2 separate regions of the Homo sapiens genome follow, and region 1 is linked to region 2. Evidence: chromatin loops called from intact Hi-C (ENCODE). Cell type or tissue: HepG2. All regions are shown on one strand. Links, peaks and the distances in the headings refer to the core of each region. The heading gives the core; the rest is flanking DNA. Region 1 has its middle 45 kb from the start of ALDH1A1. Region 2 overlaps ALDH1A1 (aldehyde dehydrogenase 1 family member A1).

The links. A loop is a pair of places that touch in the nucleus more often than their neighbours do. Peaks named below come from ENCODE experiments on the same cell type or tissue, not always from the same donor. Only the 100,000 strongest peaks of a DNase experiment are listed, where the experiment ranks them.
Region 1: it touches region 2 in a loop (1.9-fold over the local background); 1 of 110 quality-filtered maps calls a loop at or near these places.

Annotation. Positions count from the first base shown.
Region 1 is chr9:72,993,441-73,002,016 of GRCh38, reverse strand. No RefSeq gene overlaps it. Among named protein-coding and RNA genes, the nearest start is that of ALDH1A1, 45 kb to the right of the region's middle. In HepG2, for the core only: no CTCF peak of the experiment used is centred there; a DNase peak (open chromatin) is centred at 4,116; H3K4me3 peaks cover 943 bases.
Region 2 is chr9:72,921,049-72,929,624 of GRCh38, reverse strand. It overlaps ALDH1A1 (aldehyde dehydrogenase 1 family member A1), which reads left to right. Exons shown (of 13, transcript NM_000689.5): 4 at 604-733; 5 at 2,448-2,509; 6 at 4,013-4,141; 7 at 5,493-5,606. Among named protein-coding and RNA genes, the nearest start is that of ALDH1A1, 28 kb to the left of the region's middle. In HepG2, for the core only: no CTCF peak of the experiment used is centred there; a DNase peak (open chromatin) is centred at 4,004.

The DNA of each region.
Region 1 (8,576 bases), core at 1,758-6,757, 72 kb before region 2:
TGAATAAAACTGACATCTAAAGACTACATCTAACAATAGCAGAATACATATTATTCTCAAGCTAACATGGAACATTCACCATGATAGGCCACATTTTTGACCATAAAACATAACTGAACAAGTTTAATAAAACTCCCACTCCTTTTTACCTAAATGAACTGAAAACATGTCTACACAATAGCTAGAAAGTTCCAAAATACTTAAAGATTAAGCCATACCTTTCAAAATAACACGTGTCCAAAAATAAATCCCGAGTAATTTAACAATATTTGAACTAAAACAAATTGAAAATTCAACTTATCAAAATATGTGAAAAGCATTTAAGCAGTGCTTAGAGAAAGATACATAGATTGAATGCATATATTAGAAAAAAAGAAAGATCTAAAATTGATCATCTAAAGTTTCACCTTAGAAAACTAGAAAAACAAATTAAACCCAAAGTAGCAGAAGAAAAAAAAACAAATTAGAGAAAAAAGTAATGAAATTGAAAACATGAAATCAATGGAGAAAATCAATAAAACCAAAAATTGGTTCTTGCCAGGCTAGCTAAAAAAAAAAAAAAAAAAAAAAAAAAAAAAAAAAGACAGACATTACTTACATGAAAAATTAAAGATGGGACTCATATCTGTAATCCCAGAACTTTGGGAGGCTGAGGTGGGAGGATCACTTGAGCCCAAGAGTTCAAAACTAGCCTGGGCAACATAGCAAGACCCCATCTCTACAAATATATATTTTTAAATAATCAAGGATGGTGGTCTATGCCTGTGGTCCCAGCTACTGAGGAGGCTGAGGCAGGAGGATTGAGCCCAGGAGGTTGAGGCTGCAGTGAGACATGATTGTGCCACTGCGCTCCAGCCTGGGTAACAGAGTGAGTTACTGTCTCAAAAAAACAAACAAATAAGTAAATATATAAAATTAAAATTAAAGATGGGACATCAATGTAGAACCTATGAACATTAAAGAAAATAAAGGAATATTATGAACAGCTCTATACCCCAAAATTCTACCAATTTCTTGAAAGACACAATGTGCCAAAATGTACACAAGAATAAATAGACAATATGAATAGGCTTATATGTAATAAAGAAATTGAATCAATAATTAATAACCTTCTAAAACACAACACCCTAAGTTGGTTCCCCAGTGAATTCTGTCAAACATTTAAGGAAGAAATTGTATCAATTTTCTACATCTCTTCCAGAAGCTAGAAGCAGAGAGAATACTTCATACCTCATTTAATGAGGCCAGCATTATCTCAGTATCAAAACCAGAAAAAGACATTATAATAATCAAAAACAAATTTTAGAACTAGTGATTATAGCAAGGTTGCAGGATATGAGGTTAATATGCAAAAGTCAATTGCATTCTTATATACTAGCGATGAACAAGTGGAATTTCAAACTAAAAACTTGTTAGCATTTACATTAGCACTCCATAAAAAATGGAATACTTTAAATGTAAACAAAATATGTACAAGATCTATATGAGGAAAACTGCACAACACTTATGAAAGATAACAAAAAGAATTAAACAAATGAAGAGATATTTCACTTTTATAGCTAGAAAGACTCAATATTATCAAGATATAAATTCTCACAAATTGATTTATAGAGTGAATAAAATTACAAACAAAATTCCAGCAAGTTATCTTGTGGATTTTGACAAACTGTTTCTAATGTTTACATGGAGGGGCAGAAGACCCAGAAGAGCCAATTTTATGTTGAAGAAGAGAAACAAAATGGGAGGGCCTGCACTACTAGACTTCAAGACTACAGTAAAGCTTCAGTAATCAAGACAGTATGGCACTGGCAAAACGATAGATAAATACATTAATGGAACACAATAGAGAGCCCAGAAATAGACCCACATACATAGAGTCAACTAATCCTTGACAAAGGAACAAAGGCAATACAAGGAAGCAAAGATAGTCTTTTCAACAAACAGTGCTGGGACAAATGGAAGTCCGCATGCCAAAAAATAAGTCTAGGTATATGCCTTACAGCCTTCACAAAAAAATAGCTCAATGTGGACCACAGATCTAAATGTAAGAAGGCAAAACTGTAAAACTCCTAGAAGGTAACATAGGAGAAAACCTAGATGATCTTGGGTATAACACTGACTTTTTAGATACACCCTTAAAGGCATGACCCATGAAATAAATAAATAATAAGCTGAACTTTATTAAAATTAAAAACTTCTGGTCTGCAAAAGAAAATGTTTTTAACAATGAAATGGCAAGCCACAGACTGAAGAAAATATTTGCAAAAGATACATCTGATGAAGGATTATTATCCAAAATATACCAAAAAACTTTTAAAACTCAACAATAAGACAACAGACAAGTTGATTAAAATCTGGACAGAAGTCCTGAACAGACAACTCACCAAATAAAATTTACAGATGGTAATAAACAGAGGAAAAAGTGTTCAACATTCTATGTCAGTAGAAAATTGAGAATTAAAACAACAATGAGATACAACGACATACCTATTAGAATGTCCAAAATTCAAAACACTGATAATACCAAATGCTGGCAAAGGTGTGGAAGAAGAAGGGCTCTTGTTTATTGCTAGTGGGAATGCGACATGGTACCGACACTTTGGAAGATAGTTTAGCAATTGCTTATAAAACATACTTTTACCATACGATCCAGTAATCACACTCCTTGGTATTTACCCAAAAGAATTGAAAACAAGTTCACACAAAAATCTGCATATGGATGTTTACAGCAGATTTACTTATAATTGCCAACACCTGGAAGCAACCAAGATGTTCTTTGGTAGGTAAATAGTACATGTGGTACATTCGGACAATGGAATATTACTCAGTGCTGAAAAGAAATGAGTTATCAAGCCATAAAAAGACATAGAGAAAGCTTAAATGCATATCATTAAGTGAAAAATATCAGTCTGAAAACGCTACATACTGTATGACTACAACTACAGGGAAGTCTGGAAAAGGCTAAATTTTGCGGTAAAATGATTAGTGGTTGCCAGGGTTTGCAGGAGGAGAGAAGAATAGTCACAGCACAGAGGACTTTTAGGGCAGTGAAACTGTTCTGTATGATAGTGCAATGATGGAGCCATGTCATTATACATTTGCCCAAACCCGCAGAATGCAGAACACCAAGAGCGAACCCTAGTGTGAACTACGGACTTGGGGTGATAATGATGTGTCAGTGCAGGTTCATCAATTGTAACCAATGCACCCTTCTGGTGTGGGAAGTCAAATAGCTGGCAGTTGTGCCTCTGTGGAGAAAGAGGGTGTATGGGAGTTCTCTACACTTTCCACTCAATTTTGCTATGATGTTAAAATTTATTGTATATCCTTAATTAAGAACCTATTATTCCCCCAAATTTTGCTAGATGTTGAAAATTCGAGGATGAGCAAGATATCGTTTGTATTTCCCTAGATCTTGGATTCATTTGGAACAATATTCACGTAAACAAAGAACTGTAAAAAAAGTGATGAAATTGCCACAATGCAGGTATATAAAAATGTTCACCTCGTTTATGCATTCTCATTTTTCAATTATACTTAATATAAAAAATATTTAAATGTTTTCATGCATTTGTATGCCTTCAGTCATCAAGTAAAATGTATTTTAATGTTACTACTGATATTTTTTCTAAGAAAGGTAGCTTATAAAAATGACAAGTTAAATGAATTTTTAGTTCACTTCTAAATATTATTATTTTAAAATGAAGAATAACTTGTAGAATTATATGTATATGTTATATTTAATAATATAAAGAATCATCTATATATTATATTTAATAATATGCTTAATAATAAATTATATTTAAGAATATAATTATACATACCTAATTACATTTTATATTTCTATTGGAAAAGCTTTTTAAAAAATGCTTTGTGGAATTTTCCCCTCTCTTCTCACTCTTACACCTTCCCTTCCTCAGTGTCAAAGCAAGTAAAGTCTTACATTTTTAAAAATAGAAATAATAACAATAACAAAAAAGGAAAGGAAAGAAAGTCAGAAACACAACATTAACAGAATGCATATTTAACCAAGTCTGGGAGATCAAGCCAGACAGCACTTGGTAAATACTCTTTGGAGACAGTAATGCTCAAAGGTTGTGTTTGCTGTTGTGCTTGACGTTTGTTTTGCGTGTGATCTAAGACACCAGATGACCAGTAATCTCACTTGCCCTTTCTTTTTCTACTCTCTGTGGGCTCTGCATACACCTCCTTCCCCTGCAACCTTGCCTGCCCCTGGCCATCGCCCAGCTCACTGTTCTTCCAAAGATGTCTGGGATGGTTAGGATTCAGCAGGTCACACCTTAGCCTGTCAGGACCTGGCGCCTCCCGTGCCCAGCATTAGTCCATCGCTTCATTTCACCTCCAAAGAGCCCAGCGACAAGTCTGCCTTGTTAGACACAGATCTCAGTGAGCCCAAGGCAGCCAGCAGTTTCCCGTTTGGTTTCCTGTCATATCTCCTTATGTTTTGGCAGTCTGAGATATCCACAGTTCCTATTAACCTCAGCAAGGGCCATGCCAAGGAGGATGAATTGCTGGGGTAGACGACTTCACTCAAGGGCTGTAACATTCAGTCTGCACAAGGTCAGCATTTACAAACTGAGTATGGTTGGGTTTTAGTTTGGTTTATTTCAAATCCCCAGCCTTTTACTAAAGTTATGCAAGTTAAGGGAACCTGTCCATGGCACTTCGGTTTACAAGGTTTAATTTAACTTATCACACATTATCAGTTTTGAGCTTCACAACAATCCTGCAAGATAGATGGGTAAATATTTCCCACATTCCATTGGATTTCATTCATTTGTTATCCATTCATTCATTTAACAAACTTCTTTGAGAATCTGCTCTGTATCTAGCACTGCACTTGGAGTGGAACTACAGACTAACATGTTCTTACTCTCTATGGACTGCTAGTCTTACAAGAGAAGCAAAGAATTGGGTAAATTCTGCACAAAATGCTATTACAGATATAAGCAAAAAGCAGAGAAGAGTGTACCCAGTAAAGTGGGTAAGATAGATGCTCAGAGGAGGTGATGCTGAGTTGGAATCTGAAGAAATAAGACTTTGCCAGGAAAACAAATACAAGACCCTAACATATTGTGCCCCTATTTAGTACTCCCATGAACCCTAAAACATTCTAATTCATATGACTGCCTCTTTTCAGATTCAGTCTAGGTTTAAGGCAGTTATAAGAATGAGGCAGTCAATTAGCAAATAACTGGCACAAATGAGACAAAAACTCATTCCATATGACTTAGTGTGTTTTCATGAATCAAGAGTATTTTCCTAGGAGGAGCTAATTCTGTTTCAAAGAAAGCATTGAAGGTAGAGAAGAGATAAATTATAAACAGATAATTTCAACCTAATTATCTCCCAGATAACAAAAATGGACAAGATTTCCCACTCATATTTTAAATAAGGCTTATTATATGGTGAAGGTTTTGAGTTTTATGAAGCACAGGCTTCACATTTTTTGCCAAATAAAAATGGTGCTCGATTTATAGTTAAATTTCATCCCGAAGAATTTTTTTTTCAGGAAGCATTAAAGAAATTCTACCCAGCCAGAGTACTTTTTAAAGTCATTTTATTGAATAATGAGAGGAAGTGAAACATATAAAAGAATGTCAATGCTTTCCTCTTGTAGTCTTTCCTGGAAAAACAGTTGAAAAAACTTTACGAAAGATCACTAAGAAAGATTACTCATTGGAAAACCATGGTCTGTCTCAATAGATCATGCCAGGTCTATCAAGATTTGCTGTGTGGCTCTGGACACTTCACTTTACCAGAGTGAGTCCTTCTGTCTTCTCTTGTATGTCATAGGTACTGGTCACAATTGTATTCCAATTTACAGTGTTTCAGTCACTAAATTAAATGATGTATGGGATATAATTTGAAACACAAAATACTATGCATAATGAAGTACTAAAAAGAAGAATGTTTGCATTTATTATTATACATTAAATATGTTGTGGAATTAATGAAGAATGATGCGATTATTAGTAGACATTTGAGGGAAAGATTTGATGTAGACATCTCAATAAAACTTAATGTTTTCTTATGGGTAGATTATAATAACTCCTGTTACGTTACCTGCAATTCATTTTAAATACTTCATCATAGATTGTATGATACAGGCATACCCTGGAGATACTGTGGGTTTGGTTCCAGATCACCACAATAAAGTGAGTCACGCAAATTTTTTATTTTCTAGTGCATATAAAAGTTATGTTTACCCTTTACGGTAGTCTATTAAGTGTGGGCTAGCATTATGTCTACCAAAGAATTATACATACCTTAATTAAAAATGCTTTATTACTTAAAAAAAAAAACAACTCTTTTCAATGAAAAAAGTTAGGACTTTTCTCTGCATTGGGCTTTGGTTTAAGGGAACATTGTGGCCAGTTTGATCTTCTTTCCAAAACACTAAAACTTTCTCCATATCAGCAATAGGCTGTTTGCTTTCTTATCATTCATGTGTTCACTGGAGTAGCACTTTCAATTTCCTTCAAGGACATTTTCTTTGCATTCACAGCTTGGCTAACTGTTTGGCCCAAGAGGCCTAGCCGTTGGCCTATCTTGACTTCTGACACACCTTCCTCACTAAGCTTAATCATTCTAGCTTCTCATTTAAAGTGAGAAATGTGCAACACTTAGTTTCACTTGAACACTTAAAGCCCATTGTAGGTTTATACATTGACCTAATTTCAATATTGTCGTGTCTCAGAGAATAGGGAAGCTTGAGGAGAAGGAGAGAGATGGGGGAATGGCTATTTGGTGGAGCAGAACACACACAACATTTATCAATTAAGTTCACCCAGTTACACTGGCATGGCTCATAGCACTCCAAAATAATTACAGTAGAAACATCAAAGATCACTGATCACAGATCTTCATAACAGCTATGAAATAATAAAAAAGTTTGAAATATTGCAAGAATTACCAAAATGTGACATGGAGACATGAAGTGAGCACATGCTGTTCGAAAAGTGGTGCCCATAGACTTGCTTGAGGCGAAGTTGTCACAAACCTTCAATTTGTAAAAAATGCAGTATCTGTGACATACAATGAAGTGAAGTGCAATAAAACAAAATATGCCATAGATGAGTGAATAAGTTAACTGTACTCTACTTGCTAGAGTGAATTGTTAACATTCGAAATATTATAATTAGAGATCTACTCTCCAGGAATGGTTAGAGCATTTGAAAGATCGTGGCCGGGCGCTGTGGCTCACGGCTGTAATCCCAGCACTTTGGGAGGCTGAGACGGGCAGATCACGAGGTCAGGAGTTCGAAACCAGCCTGGCCAACACAGTGAAACCCTGTCTCTACCAAAAAATACAAAAATTAGCCGGGTCTGGTGGCATGCCCCTCTAGTCCCAGCTACTCAGGAGGCTGAGGCAGGAGAATCACTTGAACCCGGGAGGCAGAGGTTGCAGTGAGCCGAGACGGCAGCATTGCACTCCAGCCTGGGGGACAGAGCAAGACTGTCTCAAAAACAAACAAACAAACAAACAAAAATGAAAGAAAGATCACAGTCATTATTTCATAACTTAGGTTATTCCAAGTGCAATGACTTCACATCACAATGACTCCAATATCACTACCTCCATCTGCATTTGAACAGAAGAGCTCTTTGAAACACATTTTTCCATTTTGAGAACCTGAGGAGCCAGGGTCCTAACATCCTTAAAAGCTGTGTCCTAGTCTTAGGACTCCTGTTCTTGTCTGTGGGCCACTGTTGTAATAAAGGATTCACCTAATTACACCTAGATGACTAGCAAATTTTTCCTCAAGACTATTGTCACTTGGCTTCCAGAGAATATTTTGTGCAAAGTACTGGTCAGTGCTTGAAGGGCAGAGAGATGGAATTTCACTTACTTTAAAGAACTGATTATTTGAATGTTTTTGTACCTACTTGACAATAAATCTGTCGTATGCTGGATTTTGTCAGAAACTGGCTTTCCTGTAACATCCCACCTGGTATGTTAGAGAGAGAGAAAATAGAGCTTATAGCTACTTCTAATGTGGGGAAAGAGGGAGAGAAGCGAGGGTACTAGAAAATCAACTGAAAGAGCCTAAAAATGGTGAATGGAAAAACTGCCTAAATGCACTTTACCAAAATTATCTTTTTAGTATTATTGGGAATATCAATCCAAATTTTTCTTACAAATGTGCCAAGCATCTACTATGAACTGCAGGTGTTGAAGAAATGATTAGTGTCCTACATATGAGTTCCTATTTGAAAGACTTCAAATATTTCTTGAAAGCATTGAGGAATTAATGAGATTCCACTTTTATAAATCTTGAGTCGTGTAGCCTACCTTATCTCCTTTTTTACTTTGGCTTCCAGAAAATTCTGTGTTACATTTGATGTTCAATTATGTGTCCCCTAATATCATCCAAACAGCTTTCATTTTCGTTTTCTTCCCTTATGTGGCCTTTATTTTTAATTCTGATAATATTGCTCTATATTTTATATAATACTTAATTTGTATTTAAGTTTGGCTGCCTTATATCCTTTGTAGAACCACAAGGATTCAAAATACAAACATATACTTACAAATAAACTTATATATAAAG
Region 2 (8,576 bases), core at 1,185-6,184:
CATGACTAGAAAATGTTTAACTTTACCTGACCATTAAAACGGCAATTATGACAATAATGGCAACACTGGTAGTTTCCTAATTAAAATTCTGCTGAAGGAAATTCATGGATGAAAAATCCAGGCATTACTTAAGTTTGTGTGAGTAGACTGTGTATATCCAGATGGAATGTAAAAATTAAAAATGATTACTGAGCCATCATTAATAGTCACTGACACTAAGTTGTCACCCACAGTTGATTACAAAATAAGAGAAACCTTGTTGGAATTCTGATAGGACTTAGAAGACTAGGTTTCATTCTCAGATGTTATGTGTATATCAAATTGTGACCGATTCCTAGAAAGCTGGTTAGCAGGAGAACATCAAAATGAGATAGAAAGAGCACTGGGGTTTAGAAATCAGAATCTCACTACCCTTTGTGCCCAGATCTTGCTATTTGACCTAAAGGAAGTCATTTTAACTCTTAAAAAGTGGAGGTTAGACAAGATGACAAGATTTCTTCTATTTCAAAAATTCCCTAGCACATGATTGCTGAAAATATTTACTACATATTTTTAATCTAAAACTTATGGAATTTTAGATTTGGTGTTTGACATGTTTTTCAGACAATGGAGTCAATGAATGGTGGAAAACTCTATTCCAATGCATATCTGAATGATTTAGCAGGCTGCATCAAAACATTGCGCTACTGTGCAGGTTGGGCTGACAAGATCCAGGGCCGTACAATACCAATTGGTAAGTATCTTTGAGAAACCACTAATGGTGAGGATAGGAGCGAGGAGTTTACTATAGAGCTGAATAATTTCAAACTCTCCCTTTTAAAGATGTCAACCAAATAAGGCAAAATTATTTTCCTCTTGACTTTGAGACAACACAGTTTTCAACTTAGAAGTTCTATTAAAATTCATAAAAGGTCTTTTAAAGTTGTTTCAGCATAATCATGAAGATAACATTATAGATATTTTAGAAAATGTCAAAGTAAGAACATTCCTTTGGCAGTAATTACTGATCTGAGGCAATTGCCTCTCTAAGGTCCCAAACTTTTTAAAGCTGACCTCTGAAATTATTTATTTGGGTTTTATTCCAATACTGACATTTATATCCTTTCTGTAATGTAATTATTTAAGCCTCTTTACATGTTCCAGTATAAGTCAGTTATGGTCATCTGTGCCTGGTCAAACTCAGTGTAGTTAGACCAGACTAATCAAACAAGCCAGTTCACACGGACTCGTTTCAAATATCTTCAAAGCAAGATGGGACTGTGTTTGCAGCCTAAGTTAAGGGTTTGTGTGTGTGAATCTGTACGTATGTGTTATTTTAGTGGGGTATGCACATAATGGAGTAGAAATACTAAAGATATTTCATGTGAAACATGAAAACACACACATTTAGGAAACAGTATGGGTGGAATTTAATTCAGGCAAACCTATGAACTTTAGGAATACAATACCCTCCAGGACTGGCCCTGATGTGCACTTCCAATCCAATTGGAGCATGCAGGAGGTCAGAAGTGATAGCAGAAAGTTGAGAGGAGAGTAAGACCTCGGTGGTACTAAGAAATGTGGCTACTTTAGAACTGTCCTACTTTACTCCGGGACAAAATGGGAGAAGTCACTTAAAACACAAATAGATCTTGATGAAGAGAGTCCTTGCTGAAACCAGGAAGCTTCTGTGGGAACTAGAACAGAATTGAATGTAAAGCATAATGTATCTCTCTGGATGACCACATTAAACTTCGGGGCACATAAATTGGTCAAATTTAGATTGAAAATAAATGTCTTATACTCCTGTCATTTTCTTCATGTATTTAGAGAATTTGCTATTATTGTTTGGTAGGCAAATAAAATACATTTTAGAACAAGTCAGTAGGAAAGGCTTATTACTCATAGGGAGATTTTCTTTTTAATTCTACTGTTTTTAATTTTACTATTTCTAAAAATTATATTATAACTTTTAAAAAGAATTCTCTTATTGGTAGAACTTTGAGCTACCAGAAACAAATTGGAATGTGGTTCTTCTCTTCGCCAGAGACCTCCTACTTCCTTTCTCGTCCCTTTTTTATAACACTTAGAGAATAAAGATAATTTTCAAATCAGGCCTCCTAGAAGATGAAAGGTGGAATTAATTATCTTTCAGATTTTTGCCAATTTTGCCTCTTTGATTTCACCTAACTCAATTTTATGGTTCCTATCATTTCGAATTACTATTTTAGGGCTTCACTTACCATTTTGGGAATAGTTGGAGATATAGATGGTCTCGATCTCTTGACCTCGTGATCTGCCTGCCTCGGCCTCCCAAAGTGCTGGGATTACAGGCGTGAGCCACCACACCTGGCCAGATATATGTTTTTAAAATTATTGTCTACACCTTTCTCTCACATCACCAACCACCATTTTGTGAATGTCAAATACATTTGTTTATATATGATTGTGTGTGTTTTATTTTTCAGATGGAAATTTTTTTACATATACAAGACATGAACCTATTGGTGTATGTGGCCAAATCATTCCTGTAAGCTTTTCTCCTATATAATTCTCAATTTTAAAAAGAAGAGTTCTTATTCTATCTAATGATGAAGCTTTCTCTAAAACAGATGGATGCTTATGTATTTGTTAAATGTGGAGTAAATGTAAGATTTGTTGAACTTGGTCTCCCTGTGACTAAACTTCTTGCATATGAATTAGGTAGTCCGAAAACCTATCTATATTCTGGCATATCTCTTGAGAATGTTTTAATACTACATCATCCATAAATGTTAACCCTTTACTCTATGGGTTGTTTTATTAAAAGTTGTATTATGTACTCTTTATAAGAGCCAAGCTTTACATGTATATGGCAAGGTGCTCTCCACTGCACATCTGCAGGATAGCATTTTGGTGGAATGTAGTGGGGCCTACTATTCTCCAACGCACTTTCTCATTGAGACATCTCATCATGCAGAACAGTAGCTCCCAGAGTGTTCAACTCATGACACACATTTTTTAATCAAAATGGAAAAAAGAATACCAGAGGCATTTGAAGCACTGCATGGAATATATTTTACCTTTAGATAAGAGGCTCAGATCCTCCATATTACTCTTAGAGGAAAGTAGCCTTTTTAAGAGGATTGTGAAGATTTTTTAAGCCCAACAAACAGGACACTATCTAAATGATTTTATTTTAACTGACATGCTTTAAAAGGCCAAACAAAAAAATGGTAGCGAAGTCCTTATGTGAAGAAATGGTCAAGACTTATCTTTGGCTCCAATGAGATTGAAATATATTCATATCAATATTTTAGTGAAATTGCTTATTAATTCAAAAGTCCCAATAAATCGATAAAAACTATATAATTATGAACACTGATAATAGCTGATATGTACTACTTGTCTATGCTAGACCAGTCATTGTGTTGAGCCCCTGGCCCTCTTTCTTGGTTAATGCTCAAGACAGCCTTCTGAGGCAGAGAGGACTATTATCAGCACTCACAGATTATGAAATCAGATACAGAGAGCACGTAACCTGTGTGAGTTCACATGGCTGGTCAGTGATTGAGCTGAGATTTGAACCCAAGTACTTGGCCTCTGGACCCTGGACATCTTTGTCTTTAGCAAGGTATTTTTCCTGGAAATAAAAGCTACTAAATAATATTATTGGGTAAATAATTACAATAAATGACTTATGGAGAAGGAGAGTAATCATCCTTTTTAAACATTTTTAGATAACTTACAGTGTGCTCCATAATAAGCCAAACCATGCAGTGATTTTTTTTTTCCTGGTAGAAAAAGAACTCAACAGTACTTGATTAAATTTTGAGGTTCTCTCCTATTTCCTTCTCATATCTCATATCTGGTTTATTCAGAGCGTTTTAGCATTTACTAGTTGCTTTTAGCAATGAAGTATAATATGCCAGATGATTTCACAAAACTACGCAATTATTACATAACATCTACAGGGGGTGTATAATATGGAAGTTGGATTAGCAAATATGCCTTTTGCAATACAAAGAATCTATTGTTACATATTGCTTTCTAGTGGAATTTCCCGTTGGTTATGCTCATTTGGAAGATAGGGCCTGCACTGAGCTGTGGAAACACAGTGGTTGTCAAACCAGCAGAGCAAACTCCTCTCACTGCTCTCCACGTGGCATCTTTAATAAAAGAGGTAAGTCTCCCGAAATCAAAATATGCTCAAGAACTCAAGAATCCTAAATTACAATAGGAAGACCTCATTTGTTGCTACTATAAAGTACATTATTTACAGATGGCTCCTGTCCAGTGGGGGGAATACATTTAGCATGACGGCTGGCTGCAATTTCTGGCAGTCACCCCAAATTCATCTCTGCCCAAATGCAGACAGGAAGCCAAACACAAAGGTTTGGTGTCAAACAGTCAACTTGGGATCACATTTTTGCTTCTTTGTCCAACTCTCATGAACATAAATTCATGTTGAAATTAATGTAGCATTCTTTCAAATGTTGAAACATTAAGTTGGTTTGTACCTGCCACTGATGGCCTAGTGTTTTCTGCAAAATTGTGTAAACTAATCTATGTAAGGTTGAAAGGGCCTCTATGCCAATATGCTTGTTTGTAATATTGGGCCACATTATTTCCAAACACTTTTCAATCTACTCATGAGTGGATATGTTTATATTCAGTTTTCTATTATGAGTTCCTCTGCATTTATCTTCCTGTTCAAAAACAGTAAAAGAACATGTAAAACATTTTCATCAGCTATCTAGATTGTGTTAATATACTTGCAAACAATTCATTGTCCTTTTTTCTTCATCTTACCAAATCTTAAAAAATAAATGTTAATCACTAGAAACTTAAAGTTACAAAACTGAACTTATCTTTTAAAGATATTATTTATTGAAATTAAAAACAGGGAAAAGAGATGTCAAAATGAAACATTTCGATGCAAATAACATGAAATTGTAATGTGCCCAACTCAGTTCCCATGCCTTCACCTGAATTCTTTAATGAAGATTGAAATCAACCTGTGATGTTGAATCATGAATGGGATGACAGTATTTACTTAACAATTTACTAAGTAATGCCAATGGGAATTTGCAACTCAGCAGTTATGCCCTCAACAATCAACAACAGCTAGGAACTAAAAAATGTTAGATCCCTTCAGCTTCTTATTTTTGCTGATGGGAATAATAAACATGTTACTTACTTTCTACATAAGTAACTTACCAAACACTTTTTTACATACAATCTTTTTGAGTTAGCATTATGAAATTTGAAAGAGCCATCACTGGAGCAATGATTCATAGAGTATGGACTTACCCTGACAAGAAATTGTCCTTTAATAATGCAACCCTTGAAGTTATTCTCTTATGTGTGCTTAGAAATGACATAATAAGACTAAAGAATAGAGCCAGTTGGGTGAATTATTTTTTTCTAGAGCATCTCATAAGGTTGGCATTAAGAGACAATCTCAATCCCCTACTCTCCTCCTTTTTGAATTAAATTCTTATACTGTAACTTTTAAACTTTTTATCTTTTAGGCAGGGTTTCCTCCTGGAGTAGTGAATATTGTTCCTGGTTATGGGCCTACAGCAGGGGCAGCCATTTCTTCTCACATGGATATAGACAAAGTAGCCTTCACAGGATCAACAGAGGTAATATTATTTACTCAGGGCAAAAGTTAAGAATGTCTGCATTGCCAGCTATGAAGTATGTTTTATGTAACTATTTTTGAGCCAACAATTTTAAAACAAAAACTCTTTTTAATGATTTGTTACTTATTTTAGCCTTCAAACATATGGATAGAATATAAGCAGATGTAGTTTGAATGACATGATGCACCTATTTTAAATCAGAATGAGAGTAAACTATTTTTAGTATGTTCATTACTTTCTCTGACGAGAAATATGGCTGCTGAGACCTTGTCATATTATTAGGAAGATTTATAATAGAAAATTAGGCCATAGTGATTTGTATGAATGAATATGATTTTATCCTATAGGTTATGAAAATTAAATAGTAGAGTCTCACCCTTTGCACCTTATTTGGGGTTGTCTTTCTCCTGGACACTGTGAAAGAGAGCCAGAAACTCAGCTTCCCTCAGTGGTACCTAGACTAACTTTTCTGCCTCTCTGGCTTGAACTTGACCATCCTAAAGGTTAAAGAAAAAGACCCCAACCACAAAGGAGAAGTGGCGGGCAGGAGGGAGAGCAGACTAGAAGGTGAAGTTTGGGAAAATAGATCCCCATTTATTGATGATGTTCTATCCTAAGCAAAAGAAAGTGGTGGAAGCATACTGTACCATGCAAAAAAAATTATTGAGTCATTCTATTAAATTACGTGACTTTGTTAGATGCTCAGTGCAAAAATGTTATTCATTGGTACACAGTATAGACAGTGAAGAGTGAGCTTCACTCCATCTTAGAAAGCTGCTGACAACAAGAGACCAGGCAGGGTGTGATAAGGTACTAAGGCATGTACAAAATGCTGTAAAAAAGGTTCACAAGAAGGAATGATGATGTCCAAATGGGTACTAGAACTAGCTCTGGGTTTTGAGGAATTGTTACTTTTTTAACTTCCTGGAAGTTGAGAAGCAAAAAAGACATTCCAGATAGTGTGGTGAGCATAATTTGATTATTTTATAATCTTAATTATTTACTCCAGAATAAAGGCAAATTTACATAGCAAAAAGAAATGGTGGAAAATCAAACTTTATTTTTCTTGGTCTTTTTAAAATGAAGTAAATAAATATATATATGTCTTCTTTGTTTTTCACAGACGTAGAGTAAAAAAAGTTTGCATTCTGCAACTCCCTAATTGAGATAGGGAAAAGCAAACCCCACAGTCAAGATTTATTGTAGACAGAACAAGTGGGAATGTTCAAGATATGGCAATACATTTAAAAATGGTGACACCACAGGTTGAAATCATACCAGAGGAATAAAGGTGAAAATTCCTCAGCCTAGAATTCTAGACCCTCCCCAATAGGGAATCCATGTGCCTGTTGAGGTCTGTCCAACCCATGGCCAGGGATGGCTTTGAATGTAGCCCGACACATTTTTTTTTCATTCTCATCAGCTATCTTTACTGTTAGTGTATTTTTTGTGTGGCCCAAGACAATTCTTCTTCCCATGTAGCCCAGGGAAGCCAAAAGATTGAACAACCCTGGTCTAGATCCTATGCCTACTCCTTCTCCAGGTCATCTGGACCAGGAGCTACTGTTTGCTGATCTCATCTTCAGCATCAGTTTGTCTTCGCTCATCCATGATCCCCTATAACATTGGGGGAGCACTTTACCTACTTAAAAAAATCCCTGGAGATTAAAAGTCTAGAAAATATCTTGGTTTAAATTCTGACTCTACCCCTCCTAGCAGTGTGTCTTTAAAAAGTTAAGTAGCCTTACTAAATTTGAGTTTCTTCATTTGTAAAATGGAGATGAGATCAAATTTACTGAGTTGTACAGAATACAATTAAATGAGCTAATGAGTAGTAAAACATTTATCACCCTACTGAGCGCTCAGTACATGCCATATTTCCTCTTTCCTCCCATACTTTTTAATTTCGCACACTAGTTTACACAATGTGAGAAAAAAGCTTCCTGTCCCAATATTTCTTTTTCTCCATCTCTGCCACTCTGCCCCATCTCTTCCTGATTATTCCATGTATCTTTTCATTCCCCCAGGCTTTTAGTTCATCCTTGGCCATAACCTACTCTAAACTTGCTCCCACACGTTCCCTCTCTGGCTTTCTCCTTGCCTCTACAGTCCCAGGAGCAGAGCAGCCTAAATTTTAAAACACCCCATCTGAGTTCCCATTGTCCACCACATATAATAACAGTGCATGCCTATTGCCTTATGTGTCTCTCTCTCTTGCTGATTATCCTCAAAGACAGTCTTATTCATTGTTATCTCCAGAAACCATCACAGTAAGAAATTCTAAATAAGTATTAAAGAATTAAATGTGATATCACACTCTGGGGACTGTGGTGGGGTCGGGGGAGGGGGGAGGGATAGCATTGGGAGATATACCTAATGCTAGATGACACATTAGTGGGTGCAGCGCACCAGCATGGCACATGTATACATATGTAACTAACCTGCACAATGTGCACATGTACCCTAAAACTTAGAGTATAATTAAAAAAAAAAAAATGAAAAAAAAAAAAAAAAAGAATTAAATGTGAATAACACGATTTTAGGAGCCACAAAACCCATCCTACTTTCAACTCCTGAAACTTAGTTCCATACTCCCTGGAACTTCTTTCTGGATTTTCTTTTAGCTTCACATTTGTTGCTTGGCAGATATTAAGGAACTTGATAAATGTCATGAAAGAGGCAAACAATAGACTGTATCCTTTGTGTTCATTGTAGCAAAGACCCTCCATTCTAACAACACTTTAGGCAAGGTAAGAATTTTTTTTTTTTTTTTTTTTTGAGAGGAGTCGTGCACTGTCACCCAGGCTGGAGTGCAGTGGCGTGATCTTGGCTCAAGCTCCACCTCCGTGGTTCATGCCATTCTCCTGCCTCAGCCTCCCGAGTAGCTGGGACTACAGGCGCCCACCACCACGCCCAGCTAATTTTTTGTACTTTTAGTAGAGTTGGGGTTTCACCGTGTTAGCCAGGATG